2 separate regions of the Homo sapiens genome follow, and region 2 is linked to region 1. Evidence: chromatin loops called from intact Hi-C (ENCODE). Cell type or tissue: GM12878. All regions are shown on one strand.

Region 1 (5,000 bases):
TTGGTCTGTGGATTTGAGAAATGGGGCATGGATTTTATACTTCACAGTGTTGTTATGAAGTCATGCGTCCTCATGGAGCAGAAGTATTTTGCAAAACTCAAAATTATTCTAAATACTTAGGTAATGATGATCCTTAAAGCCCTTCCATCCGTAGAATATAGAGGACTGACATGGTGAACGTTGCAAAAAAATTTATCAGAAGGCTTGGGCTTGAGCAACAGTCCTGCTGTTACGTACATTTTGGCAGTTCACTTTAATTTTCTGAGACTTACTTAGCAATCTTTTCCCACCATAGATTTTCAGAAAACAGTGTTTGTACCCTAAAATGTTATATTTAGGGTGGTGCAAGAGTAAGTGGTTTTTGCCATTTAAGTAATGTAGTCCAGGGGTTTTTGTAACGGCAAAAACCTCAATTACTCTTGCACCAACCTAATACAAGTGTCTTTATCACTTTAAAATTCCAAAATGTGTCCACAATGCTTATCAAGCAGCTATGGCAAATACTATTTTTATTTGAAAAATGGGGGAAAAAACTAGAAAGTAAAATAACTTCTGCTAAGGCAGTGGCAGCGCTCAGAATTAAACCTAACTTTTCTAGCTAACCTCTTTTTCAAGGATTTCACAGTGATGGCATGCCCCTAAACTATTTTGAGGGCTATCATATCAGAAGGGATCGAAGCTGGAACTGAGCACTGCTCAAATCAAAGGGTGGGTACTTACCACCAAATACAGCATAGTGTACATGGAGAAGGAGGCATGGCCAGAGAAGAAGGACTTCCTGCAAGAGCAAGAGAGGGCCATGAAAGGGCCGTATTCACATCCCTGATACACACTTGTCTGTCTGTCTTCCCTCCCTAGACTGTAACCTTGAGAGCAGGCACTAGGCCCTGTTCATTTTTGCATCCTTGGTAGTGCTTTGGACCCATGCCTGGAACATAGCAGGCACCTATGAATTCATGAATAAACAAAAGAATGAATGAATGAATGTACCTACCCATGCTATATCGGAAGTATTGATTTACATATCTGTCTCAATCATCTGACTGTGAGTTCCTCAAGAATAGGAACTATGCCTTATTCACCCATCTAAACCAGGGCCCAGCTAGTAAGTGCTCACTGAACTGCACTGTATGAAAGGGGTCCAGGCTCTGGCCATGCGGAGGTGGTGTCTCACCTGGCTTCCTGGACTTTGCTGTCATCACCTCTGCATCTGTAGTTCTGAATGTAGCCTTCAGAGCAGTTGATCTGGCTGAAATCAGGGTTGCAGACACTCAAGAAGTGAGGACGCAGGCGCCCTATGGACACTTTGGCAATGTCTGTGAAAGACTGGCTGATGGCACAGCCAAAGAGGAAGCAGCCCACTTGCTTATAGAGTGCTGCCACGTAGGGGTTCTGAATCGTCGACCGCGACTTCTTCAGGTAATAGATCCGGTAGAATTCCCCCGTGATGATCTAAAAGGAATCCAACAGGGGAATTAGGCAGTATCAAGATTCATCATCAACACTGATGCCGTAACGGATATTCAACAACACAGGAGAATATTCAGTATTTGCAAAGGAGTGTCCTAATTTTCTATTTATGAAATATACAGACACAAATATGCACAGAAGAAAAGATCAAAGCGCTAATATAGTTGGGTGTTTTAAGCCCCTTTGTAACAACAAAAATATACAACCAAATATATTTATATGTATATATGTGTATGTGTGTGTGTGTGTGTGTGTGTGTGTATCTTTTTTTTTAAGGGAGAGACAAGAACTTAACTATAGAAAAGAAATACTAAATGAAGAATCAACGACAAGGTAAAGGGTAGCTATGATGTCACAGGGTCTGAGCAAATCTCGAGATTCTGAGATTTGGGGTAAAGGATCACCAACAATGACCTGACTCTAGTAAGGGCCTCAGCCTTGTGCTGACATTGGCCATGGTGAGAGTTTCTGTAAGAAGAGCTGGACACACCATGGTTAAGTCCTGGGGAATTCAGACTCTGCCACCAATCTGGTATCCTTCAGCAATAATCTACATCCTCCAAGCTTTGGCCTTCTGCTCCATAAAAGGAGGCTGCTCACCTTTGCAGTTGTTGGTTCAAATAGGATAACATGAATGGGAAATGACCTGGATCACAGAAAGTGATGCTTTTACTTTTTAGAAGCAGAGTGTGATGAATAGAATACCAGTCTAACAACTAAGAAACTTGTAGTACGATGCCCTTCAGTGTTTGTGAATTTCCTCCAGTCAGCCTGTGCTGTCTTCTCTGAGCCTGACGATCCTTCTCAAATCTTTCTTGATTTTCATACTGTATCTATGATATGATGCTTAGAGGAGATTTATCACTACTGAAAATAATCCACCAATTACTGATTACCTATTATATACCAGACATTGCTTTTATATTCTTTATGTCACGAAATCCTGATGCTCAAGATAGATATAGTGACATCATTTACATTAAGGATGGGGGACAGCTGATGTTCTGTAAGGTAAATGCCTATGATGTGCACAACCACACACCCTGCTGCCTTTGTCTTAACTCCACAGCCCAGCCATGGCCACTTCCTGCTTGTAACCACAGCCCAGAGACAGTGATGGTCAACTCATCACTCACCACAAAAGTCCCTTCACACTTCCTCCCAGGGCAGGATGATGAGTTACACTTGCCCTTTCAGAGGGAAGAGAGCATGTGCACAGCCACAAGGGAAGCAATAGTCTGGCATATCCGGACACTCCTTTGCAAAGGCTCCCAATATTCTTTTACAGTGGAGGAAAGCATCAAGGCATGAGGTCTGATCAAGGTCCTCAAGGGCTCCAAAGTCTGGGGGAGGACGACCACGTAGGAAGGAAACACCAGCTGGGCCCAGGGACAAACAGGTGCAGCAGTGAGAACAGCTATTATCACTGCCAACATTGACACAGTGACTCTGTGTTCATAAATGCTTTATATATAAGAGCTACATTTTGTTTTCCCAGAACATATTGAGTACAATTCTGTATTAGAGGAACATAGGCAAAGGCCACTCTAGCCAGCATCTTGGCATAGCCGTTTCCTGAGAGAGCAAAACTAGTATGGGACCCTGCATAGATGCTCAAAGACTATCAGTTGAAGGAACAAATGAAGGAAAGGGAGCAGGACGGTAGTCCTCAGAGTTGCCTTATTACAAAATTGGAAGTATCCCCTCAACATTACCAAGAATGCTTTGATAACACGTTGCAGAGATTAAACTCCAGGAAGCATGGCAAGTCATTAATGAAAGGGACCATTATATTTAGAAGAAACTTAGGTCCAAATTAGCTCCCATCTAAAGATTAAACCCAGGTGCACTGACTCCCTGCCCAGCATTCTTTCCTACCATTCATGATCTAATTCCCCTTTTGAACCTGTTTATACATTTACCCTATGTAACCTCACAGGCAAACAAGTTCCAGATGTTTATTACCACAATCATGTTCTCTTAATCTTTTTTATTCTTCCTTATTTATAAGTCATATGAGATTTTTTATGCAGGAGGAAGAGCACTGAACTAGGAGTCAAGTAGCCGAGGTTCAAGTCCCTACTTGTTTAGTGAATTTGGGATAAATTGGTTTCTGCATTTGCAAAACGAGGGTGCTAGACTCTGATTTATGACTTCATAACTGCAATGACATTTATTCTCAACTTTCCTGGGCTACGTCCACCATCCACCACTAGCCTGCCAACCAAGCACAGGTAATAAGCAATGGCAGAGGAAAGTTACTTGCTCAGAGATGACACCAGAAGCAGGGAGCAGAACCAAGGCCCCAGATAAAATCCCTGACCTCAGATTGCTCTCTGGTTCCCTGAACCAGACACTGCTACAGATTAAGGAACTGTTTCTAAGCAGGTGTGGCCTGAGGATCAGTCAACACGATTTCCTGTTTGATGCTGAGAAAGAACATGTGAGTTTCCAATGCAAATTAGCATCTCTTTTATGAATTTACTGATTAATCTCAGATGAGTCACCTTTCTGCTCCAGTTACTTTAGGGAGACGGGGTTTGATTACAATTCAGGGATTCTTTTCAGCTCTAATGTCCCATCTCTAAAACTTCCATTTTTAGTGTCACAGTCTTAAGATAGTAAATTGCAAAGTAAAATGTTTCCTTCACTCAAGGGAAAACAAGGAGATGAAAAGAACATTTTGCAGTACCTCAAATTCCTAATAATAATGTTAACAGCAGCCATCTCTTACATTTATTTTGTACTGTAGTTTCATTGAATCTTCTCTGTGAAGAAGATATTCCATTCTACAGATGGAGATACTAAGGCTCTGGGAGACAGTGACTTTTCTGAAGGATTTGAGGCCAGTAAGTGACAGAGTTAAGAGTAGAGCCCAGGTATTCTGACTCTTAAGCTCAAAGACCCACAGCAGACTACACTGAGATAATTTTATCATTTCTATTGTTATTAAAACCAATTTCCACTGCAGAAGAGCAATTGCAGATTTTTAAGGAGAGGGCCAGGCTGAAGCCATTTAGCAGACACATGACTCCAGGACCACATGGCTTCTGGGGCAGCCTTGACAGATTTTAGAGTGAATGAGCAACAAATTATGTATTTTCTCTATCCCCTTGTACAGAAGGGTCAGGGAGTCGACAACACAGCCATAAATCATCATTATGAACCAGGCGGACTTGGCTTCTTGTAATCCTAACCCTTAAAAGTCTATTTAATGAAATTTGGGTTGTGAAAGGCAGCCTGAATACCTCACCTCTACAGACGAGGCGAAGGCTTAAATTGTTCTCCGACACGTTACACACCTAACTCTCGAGTCCCAGATTTACTGCTTTCGGACTTTATTCATTACTCACAATGTTTTTATTCCTGGGTAAGAAAATAAGCTCTTCCCTCCCCCTCCTCCTACAAAGACTCTGTCCCCACTCCCAGACTCCTGCCCCTAGAGCCCTCATTTCTGCCTCAGTCAGCAAGGTTCTGATATGTAAATTTCACTGCTGAGAAAAATGCCTTCAATGTTGATCCCTTTCTGA
Region 2 (5,000 bases), 480 kb before region 1:
TGTCCCCTTTTCTCCTATGCCAAGATATGAGCAAAACTCTCTGCTTGGCTGTCTATAGGAAAGAGAACCATCAACAAAGGTGAATTTGTTTAAAGCTGCATATTCATAAGAATTATCATCATAAAAACTGCCAGAAATATTTTTTAAATCAGATTTATTCAATATTAATTCATTCTCACTAGTGCTATTGAAACTGAAATTTCAGCTTCTATATCTTAGGCTGGTCTATGGCTGTGTGAGAAACAAGAGAAAGAAAATTAAAGCTGACCACTTCTCAATGTGAGCTGTCCAAAACCACAAAGAGGTACTTTGAGTAAGTGGGACAGGACAGGGGCAAGTGGGTCAGCCAGTGCTTCAGTGTCTACTTGTTCTTGTCCAGTGAGCGTGTCAAGATGGGGCTATTAATTTGTAAGTGTCAACTTGATTTTCAAAACTTTGGTGCTGATCTGTTAAGACAGCATGCACCTTCCTTCCCTTCAAAGACCCCTGATGATAAAGACTCCTTGTGTTTCTCTGGAGTCTTAGGAGATCTTCCCTTTCTTTGCTCCTTCAGTGCCACAAACATTTAGCAGGTAGACATGGTCAAATAAAGATTTTGATCTTCATTTTATGTAAGAGGAAGCAGCTTTAAAGACGAGAAGCTTTAAAGACAAATTGAATTTATGTGGCAAGCAAACCACATCACCTTCCATGATCCCTGAGGAAGAAATAGAGGAAAAATCAGCACCTTAAAATACTTAGGAAAATCTCTTAAAAATTGAATAAAATTTGGGCCAGAATGTCTTACTTATGACAAGAGACCAAGAAGTGCAGAAGAGCATGGACCTCTACCTCTTTTCTAACTGGAGGACTAAGATTCACAAAATCTGCCCAGAGCAGTGCACTATCCCGTATTTCAAATATTGTTTTCTTTAATTTGCCGCAGCTTCTACATCAGAACTTGCTGTTTCACCTTGCACTTTTATAGAGATGGCTTCTTTCCTTCTTTCTTGTGGGGTTATTAGAGATGGTTTGAGGAGGCTGCATTTGTCCACTTGCTTATTATTTGTTAAATGCCATTAAGTTCATTTCTGAATTGTTTTAAGGCCATGTGTATATTCAGACTCCATCACTTCTTGGGCCAAGTTGGGAGTGTGGTAAGTACCAACTGAATCACTAATGAGATCCCCTGTGGTTGGTCATGAATAGTGGGAAGAAGAATAAAAATTCACCCTTTTCTTAGACTAAAATAAAACTAGACCTACTTCAAACAGTTAAAAATAAAAACATATCTTACCATGGTGTGTCCTTCTGATTATGTCTTAAAGTAGATAATAATTACCAGCATTTGCATAGCACCTTACAAATTATGGAGTACTTTCAGAGCCACAATTTCAATCAATATAATTGAGAATCTGACCTTCTGAGGGGGTCAAGAAAAACTTCTTTGAAGCAGCAACTTTTGAGCTTGGCCCTGAAGCTAAAACCCATTCCCTTTCTGCTATACCAAGATATTAGCAAAAGTCTCCATTTGGCTGCCTATAGGAGAGGAATCATCAAACATGGGTTTGTTTAAAACCCATTTCATAAGAGTAATCACATAAAAACTTCCAGTAATATTTATTTAAATTAGATTTATTTACTATTTATTTGCTTTCCCATCTCCATTGAAATTAAAATCTCAGCCTATATAGCTTCATCAGAGTGACAATTATAGGCTAGTCTATGGCTGTGTGAAAAGCAAAAGCTGAAACAAATAAGCAAAAAAAAAGAAAGTATATGTTTTGAAAGAGCAAGAATATGGTGTCTAGGGTGATGAGGGGAGACTCCAGAGGGAGTTTAGCCTGATTTTGAGGATATAATAGGCACAGTAGATGCTTTGAGAATATATACAAGCATACCTCAGATATATTGTAGATTCAATATTGAAGTAAATACTTCAATAAAATGGGGAATCACATGGATTTTTGGGTTTCCTAGTGCAGATAAGAGTTAGGTTTATACTATATCATGGTCAATTAAGTGTACAATAATATCATGTGTAAAACAACAATGTACATATCTTACTTTAAAAATACTTTATTTCCAAAAACTGCTAACCATCATCTGAGCCTTCAGCGAGTCATAATCATTTTGCTGTTGGAGAATCTTGCCTTGATGTTGATGGCTTCTGACTAATCAAGGTGGTAGTTGATGAAGGTTGGGGTGGCTGTGGCAACCTCTTAAAATAAGACAACAATGAAGTTTGCTGCTGCAAAAGATTTCTCTGTAGCATGCAATGCTGTTTGATAGCATTTTACCCACACTAGACCTTCTTTAAAAATTGAAGTCAACCCTCTCAAACTCTTAACTAAGTTTATGTAATATTCTAAATCATTTGTTGTCATTTCAACAATGTTCACAGCATCTTCACCAGGAGTAAATTCCATCTTAAGAAAACACTTTCTTTGCCCATCCATAAGAAGCAACTCCTTGTCCATTCAAGTTTTACCAGGAGATTACATTAATTCAGTAACATCTTCAGGCCTTCACTTCTAATTCTTGTGATCTTTCTATTTTCACCATGTCTGCAGTTAATTTCTTCATGGAAGTCTTGAACCCCTCAAAGTCATCCATGAGGATTGGAGTGAATTTCTTCAAAACTCCTGTTAATGATGATATGTTGACTTCCTCTCATGAATCATGAATGTTCTTAATGGAATCTAGAATGACAAATCCATCCCAGAAGGTTTTCAATGGACTTTTCCCAGATCCAACAGAGGAATCACTATCTATGGAAGCTATCAACTTATGAAATTTATTTATTAAATAAGAAGACTTGAAAGTCAAAATTACTCCTTGATCCTTGGACTTCAGAATGGATGTTGTGTTAGCAGGCATGAAAGCAACTTTAATCTCCTTGTACATTTATATATATATATATAATATATATATTTATTATATTTTAAGTTCAAGGGTACATGTGCACAATGTGCAGGTTTGTTACATATGTATACACGTGCCATGTTGGTGTGCTGCACCCATTAACTCGTCATTTACATTAGGTATATCTCCTAATGCTATCCCTCCCCCCTCCCCCCACCCCACAACAGGCCCCAGTGTGTGATGTCCCCCTTCCTGTGTCCAAGTGTTCTCATTGTTCAATTCCCACCTATGAGTGAGAACATGTGGTGTTTGGTTTTTTGTCCTTGCGATAGTTTGCTGAAAATGATGGTTTCCAGCTTCATCCATGTCCCTACAAAGGACATGAACTCATCATTTTTTATGGCTGCATAGTATTCCATGGTGTATACGTGCCACATTTTCTTAATCCAGTCTATCATTGTTGGACATTTGGGTTGGTTCCAAGTCTTTGCTATTGTGAGTAGTGCCTCAATAAACATATGTGTCCAGGTGTCTTTATAGCAGCCTGATTTATATTCCTTTGGGTATATACCCAGTAATGGGATGGCTGGGTCAAATGGTATTTCTAATTCTAGATCCCTGAGGAATTGCCACACTGTGTTCCACAATGGTTGAACCAGTTTACAGTCCCACCAACAGTGTAAAAGTGTTCCTATTTCTCCACATCCGCTCCAGCACCTGTTGGTTCCTGACTTTTAAATGATCGCCATTCTAACTGGTGTGAGATGATATCTCATTGTGGTTTTCATTTGCATTTCTCTGATGGCCAGTGATGATGAGCATTTTTTTCATGTGTCTGTTGGCTGCATAAATGTCTTCTTTTGAGAAGTGTCGTTCATATCCTTCGCCCACTTGTTGATGGAGTTGTTTTTTTCTTGTAAATTTGTTTGAGTTCTTTGTAGATTCTGGATATTAGCCCTTTGTCAGATGAGTAGATTGCAAAAATTTTCTCCTATTCTGTAGGTTGCCTGTTCACTCTGATGGTAGTTTCTTTTGTTGTGCAGAAGCTCTTTAGTTTAACTAGATCCCATTTGTCAATTTTGGCTTTTGTTGCCATTGCTTTTGGTGTTTTAGACATGAAGTCCTTACCCATGCCTATGTCCTGAATGGTATTGCCTAGGTTTTCTTCTAGGGTTTTTACAGTTTTAGGTCTAAATTTTAAGTCTTTAATCCATCTTGAATTAATTTTTTGTAAGGTGTAAGGAAGGGATCCAGTTTCAGCTTTCTACATATGGCTAACCAGTTTTTCCAGCACCATTTGTTAAATAGGGAATCCTTTCCCCATTTCTTGTCTTTGTCAGGTTTGTCAAAGGTCAGATAGTTGTAGATGTGTGGTATTATTTCTGAGGGCTCTGTTCTGTAGTCCCTTTGAAAATTGGCACAAGACAGGGATGCCCTCTTTCACCACTCCTATTCAACATAGTGTTGGAAGTTCTGGCCAGGGCAATCAGGCAGGAGAAAGAGATAAAAGGTACTCAATTAGGAAAAGAGGAAGTCAAATTGTCCCTGTTTGCAGTTAACATGATTGTATATCTAGAAAACCCCATCATCTCAGCCCAAAATCTCCTTAAGCTGATAAGCAACTTCAGCAAAGTCTCAGGACACAAAATCAATGTACAAAAATCACAAGCATTCTTATACACCAATAACAGACAAACAGAGAGAGCCAAATCATGAGTGAACTCCCATTCACAATTGCTTCAAAGAGAATAAAATACCTAGGAATCCAACTTCCAATGGATGTGAAGAACCTCTTCAAGGAGAACTACAAACCACTGCTCAATGAAATAAAAGAGGACACAAACAAATGGAAGTACATTCCATGCTCATGGTTAAGAAGAATCAATATCGTGAAAATGGCCATACTGCCCAAGGTAATTTATAGATTCAATGCCATCCCCATCAAGCTACTGATGACTTTCTTCACAGAATTGGATAAAACTACTTTAACATTCATATGGAACCAAAAAAGAGCACACATTGACAAGACAATCCTAAGCCAAAAGAACAAAGCTGGAGGCATCACGCTACCTGACTTCAAACTATACTACAAGGCTACGGTAACCAAAACAGCATGGTACTGGTACCAAAACAGAGATATAGACCAATGGAACAGA

What was found. Hi-C counts contacts between places; a loop is a spot of excess contacts. Peaks named below come from ENCODE experiments on the same cell type or tissue, not always from the same donor. Only the 100,000 strongest peaks of a DNase experiment are listed, where the experiment ranks them.
Region 2: a loop joins it to region 1, with 2.9 times the contacts of the local background. A loop is called at or near these places in 1 of 110 quality-filtered maps.

Annotation. Positions count from the first base shown.
Region 1 is chr1:56,523,103-56,528,102 of GRCh38, forward strand. It overlaps PLPP3 (phospholipid phosphatase 3), which reads right to left. Exons shown (of 6, transcript NM_003713.5): 3 at 1,175-1,452; 4 at 721-778. Among named protein-coding and RNA genes, the nearest start is that of PLPP3, 54 kb to the right of the region's middle. RefSeq lists an enhancer at 2,629-2,908. In GM12878, no CTCF peak of the experiment used is centred here; DNase peaks (open chromatin) are centred at 2,609 and 3,849; H3K4me3 peaks cover 357 bases; H3K27ac peaks cover 825 bases.
Region 2 is chr1:56,045,341-56,050,340 of GRCh38, forward strand. The region is part of intron 3 of LOC105378737 (a long non-coding RNA gene); the gene reads left to right. Among named protein-coding and RNA genes, the nearest start is that of LINC01755, 100 kb to the left of the region's middle. In GM12878, no CTCF peak of the experiment used is centred here; no DNase peak of the experiment used is centred here.